Regions from separate parts of the Homo sapiens genome. Here region 2 is linked to region 1. Evidence: chromatin loops called from intact Hi-C (ENCODE). Cell type or tissue: PC-3. All regions are shown on one strand.

Region 1 (2,500 bases):
TAATATAAACTCATTTTGCAAATGTAGATTGTTATTTTTAGTAATTGGAAGCAGTTTGATTTCCTCCGTAGTCTAAGCCAAAGAAAGCACTTTGAAAAATATTGGTCATTTAAAGCCGTCCAGGCAATATTTTTACCTAACCTTTCTATTAAAGACAACCCGACGCCCCCCCACCCCCACCAAAATAGTAAATGGGACCTGAGGTCAGAGGTCCCCGCTAAGTAGAGTTAGAATTACTAATACCAGAGTTCCAATGACTGATTCTAATGGTATTTTGGTATCGAGGAGATCAGTTGAATTCTTTGCTGTTTTTTCTAGTCTGTAGTGACCCTGCTGTAAATGCAAAGCGGGGGGGCCAGACCTCAGTGCTTCACTGTGGCATTTGCCGCCAGTCCCATCGGAGCCCCAAGTGGCTCATTCTGGCCTCCCTGCTAGCACTTCATTCTTTGCCTTTGGTCCTCGCCTGAGTGGGGAGTTCCTGACAGCTGTTCCCCAGGGCTGCCTACCCCAGAAGCCTTCGTGTGGCAGAGAGGATAAGGAGCCACCCACATATAATGAAGAGTTGGCAGTGAAACTCTGGGGGGAAAGGTATTGGCGAGAAGACTGCTGTGACTGTATCTAGTCCAATTTCTTAGCCGTCTGGGGAAGAGAAAGTCGGGCACCCGCATGTTCTCCGTCTCCCTTTCAGACAGCCCAGGCAGCGTCATCTCCAGCAGAGAGAGGGAGGCCAAGGGCTCCTCTCCCCCTCCCCTGCCAGGCCGTGTGGGGCTCCCTGGCAGCCTGTCATTACTGCATTATGGCAGGATCCTAGCCACAGCCCCAGCTCCGGTAGGGAGACCGCAGCTCGCTTCCAGAGAGATGGCTCTGGACCTCTGCGCCGTGATGGGAGCACCTGGGGAAAATTACAGGGCCGTTAATCTGCCCAGCAAGGACTCGAGCTGACTCGGAGAGGAACCCCCGCCGTGTCCTCTCCTGGTTTCCACTTGATGCCCATTTCTCACCAACTTGGCCCCAGAATAGCACCTGGCATTTTGCCTCTGAGCTGAAATCAAGACTTCTCTTGAAGGGCTCCGCAGTGGGAGCAGCCAGAGGCATCTCGCCCCTCCCCTAAGCCACACTTGCCCAGGGCAGAGAGGTGGAGGGCACCTGGCTCTTCCTTCCCCACAAGGGCCAGACCTTCCACCCCCTGTGAAGACAGTTGACAGTGAGGCCTCTGGGTACCCGGGGGATGTTGTCAGGATAACGTGAAAAACAGGAACAAAATGCACTCAGGTTTCTAAGAAAAGGGGTGTGGACCTGTCGCAGTGTTACCGTAACTTACAAGTAATAGACGCAGCTGGCCTGAAGAAAGGTGAAATCTCTACCATTAGCTGCAGGGGGAGCTGGGGAAACGGCACAGCTGAGAGGCTAAGAGCCCTCCCTGCCTCAGAACACAGACAAACCTGCGTTCCTGCTAGGCCACTGACCAGCCATGTGAGCCTACGTAAATTGTCCAGTCTATTGGGCACTGCAGTTTTCTTCACCTGTAAAATGGGAATTTTATAGGGTTTTGTGGGGATTACGAATGCCCAGAAAGCTCTAAGCACCTTGCCTAGATGTGAGTCACCACTTGGTACACGGTGGCTTTTTTTCTGATACTTCTTTTGGGGGCAGAGGGCAAGAGGAAGCAAAGGAAAGAGCCATAGTGACTCAGGGGATGTCACAGCTCAGAGGGATCAGGCCCACTCACGGCTCCCCTGTGGCCTCCATCCCCTCCACCTGCACCCTGAGCTTAATGAGCCTGCAGCTGGTCTGTTTGTCCAAGCCCATGTTTGCCCAGTGCCAGCTGCAAAGCCCGGGAAATGATAGATAACTCCGGGCTGGAGCTGCCTGCGAAGGATGTTCTCATTTTGTCCCATTAATACTGGCTGCTCAGGTCAATAATTGACTGGAGGCTCAGGGTGGGAGAGAACCAGGTGGGCCACACTGTGCACATGAGCTCTTCCCTGAGCCTGTGAGTACCTGGGCTGTAAAAACCCAACTGCAGACGCCAGGGAGGCACGGGAGTGACCTAATTTTCTCTTATCAGGCATAAGGAAGAAGTCCCATGGAGCCTTGCCCATTTCTGATATAAATAATGTCATTCCCCATCTGCCTGCTCAGGGAGGAAGGGGCAGCCTTTGATCTGAAGGAATTAAGTCGGTAAACAAAGCAAAGAAGGCTGCTGAGGTGTCCCAGGCAGGCACCTGCTGTGCCATTTACCCTGAGAGAGAGAGAGAGGAGTTAAATTTGGAGGAGTGGAGTGGACCGACAGGGACAGCCCAGCCTCAGGCCGGCCCTCCCCGGATCTCTGAAGTCTCCCTTTATCCCCAGCTGAGCCAGGCAGCGCCTCCCCAGGAACCCTGGCACACCCCTGCTGTGGCAAGCTGCGCATGGTGTCTCCATCCTCCCCAGCAGGGGCCCTCCTTGGGCCCTGGGGATTTTCAGCAGAGGATAATTCCCAGGGAATATATCTGAGAAA
Region 2 (2,500 bases), 390 kb after region 1:
TACACACACATACATATATACATATACAGATCTGTATATGTGTATACACACGTACACACGTATACATATACACACACGTACACACGTGTACATATACACACACGTACACACGTGTACATATACACACACGTACACATGTGTACATATACACATATGTATACACGTATACCTATGTATACATATATACATATATACCTATGTATACATATATACATATATACACATATATACATATATACACACATATATACATATACACACATATATACATATATACACACATATATACATACATATATATACACATATATACATATATGTATAAAATTTAATTTTACTTTTATAAATGTCAATTCCTAAGGAATTTACCAAATGCTAATATTAACCTGCTTGAATCCTTTCTCAATAGCAAGTGTCCTGAATGCCTCAGAGTTTTCAATGGTAATATTAATTTAATCTAGGCCATCCATACATTGCAAAAATATGGATGTAGTAATGCCTTGTGTTCTAATTGGCTGATGCTATTTTCAGAGCTTGATTCCCTAGAAATGACATCAGAATGTCTATGATCATAGAGAAATTTTTAAAACCCTACTAATTTAGAAAACTATTTAGTTTTATTAAGTAAGTTTTAATAAGTAAGTTTTATTAGTTTTATTAATTTTATTAATTAAAAAAGTTAATTTAAAAATTAATTTAAAAATTAAAAAGTAAGTTTTATTAAGTTTTATTAGTTTTATTAATATTAGTATTCTATACTAATATAGAAAACTATTCTAGAAAATCATGATTTCTCTTATTTATTGTGTCTAAGACTAATAACTACCCCAGTAGTGGGTAGTGTATTATGGTTTAATGGGCTGGGACTAGATCTTAAACTCTTAGAGCTACTTTGTTTCCCATTTTATTTTTTGAAATTTAAGGGGGACAACTGATGTATTAGATATGAAGGTTATAGTCTCAAATCAAGTAAAGATAGCTTGGAATCTTTAAGGGTTAAAGAACTATTGGTGGTTTTCAGTCTCATATATAAAATATTGTAAAAGAGTGTCCCCTAGTGCCCCTCTGAAGAAATAATTTGAAAGAAATTTAATATTACCACCTATTTATAATCTCTATCACCACCTTGTGGCAGTGTTCGCAAATAATTCTGCCCTCTTGGGAAAAATCTTCAAGAATCTTGCATTAATGGATACACAAAAACCGGTCACAGGCTATCCTTGGTGATCCAGAATGGAATATCTTTAAAGAAGTTATTTTACAAGTATTTTGGTCAGAACTTCATAAAACCTTGAAAAGAAGCCCCAGTTGAAATTAAATTAAGACTTTGTAAAGAAAAGGGAAAATTTGCTGCTGCTTCTTTTTTTTTTTTTTTGAGATGGAGTCTGGCTCTGTCGGCCAGGCTGGAGTGCAGTGGCGCAATCTTGGCTCACTGCAAGCTCCACCTCCCGGGTTCACGCCGTTCTCCTGCCTCAGCCTCCTGAGTAGCTGGGACTATAGGCGCCTGCCACTATGCCTGTCTAATTTTTGTATTTTTAGTAGAGATGGGATTTCACCATGTTGGCCAGGATGGTCTTGATCTCCTGACCTCGTGATCCACCCGCCTTGGCCTCCCAAAGTCCTGGGATTACAGGCATGAGCCACCATGCCCGGCTGCTTCTTTTTTATATCAACAAAACAATAAGGGTGAAAACTAGATGTATTTTAAATATTAACTTTTTTATTGTGGTAAACTGTAATATGAAACTCAACACCTCAGCTTTTCTAAGTGTACAACTCAGTGACACTAAGCACATTTGCAATGTTGTGCAACCATTATCACTATCCATTTCTAAAACCTTCTCATCATCGTGAACAGAAACTCTATACCTATTAAACTCTTTATTCCTTCTACCCCACCAGCACCTGGTAACCTCTATTCTACTTTCTGTCTCTGTGAATTTGCCTACTGTAGGTACCTCATATAAGTGGGATCATATAATATTTGTCCTTTTATGTCTGGCTTTTCACTTAGCATAATGTTTTCAAGATTTATTCACATTGTTGCATGTATCAGAACTTCATTCCTTTTTAAGATTGAATAGGGGTCGGGTGTGGTGGCTCATGCCTATAATCCCAGCACACTGGGAGGATGAGGCGGGTGGATTGCCTGAACCTAGGAATTCAAGACCAGCCTGGGCAACATGACAAAACCCCATCTCCACAAAAAATACAAAAATTAGCGAGGTGTGGTGGCAAATGCTTGTAGTCCCAGCTACTCGAGAGGCTGAGGTGGGAGAATCATTTAAGCCTGGGAGCGGGAGGTTGCAGTGAGCCGAGATCACGCCATTGCACTCTACTGTGGGTGACAGAAGGAGACCCCGTCTCAAAAACAAAACAAAACAAACAAATAAAACAATTGAGTAATATTCCATTGTAAATACCACATTTTGTTTATCCATTCATCTTTTAATAGACATTCGAACTGTTTCCATCTTTTGGCTAATATGAATTATGTGGC

The links. Peaks named below come from ENCODE experiments on the same cell type or tissue, not always from the same donor. Only the 100,000 strongest peaks of a DNase experiment are listed, where the experiment ranks them.
Region 2: a loop joins it to region 1, with 9 times the contacts of the local background. A loop is called at or near these places in 39 of 110 quality-filtered maps.

The regions. Positions count from the first base shown.
Region 1 is chr22:29,700,046-29,702,545 of GRCh38, forward strand. No RefSeq gene overlaps it. Among named protein-coding and RNA genes, the nearest start is that of CABP7-DT, 19 kb to the right of the region's middle. In PC-3, CTCF peaks have their summits at 1,365 (motif pointing right) and 2,391; a DNase peak (open chromatin) is centred at 1,596; H3K4me3 peaks cover 1,540 bases; H3K27ac peaks cover 2,290 bases.
Region 2 is chr22:30,087,996-30,090,495 of GRCh38, forward strand. All of the region lies in intron 1 of HORMAD2 (HORMA domain containing 2), which reads left to right. Among named protein-coding and RNA genes, the nearest start is that of HORMAD2, 8.8 kb to the left of the region's middle. In PC-3, a CTCF peak has its summit at 1,091 (motif pointing left); a DNase peak (open chromatin) is centred at 1,126; H3K27ac peaks cover 778 bases.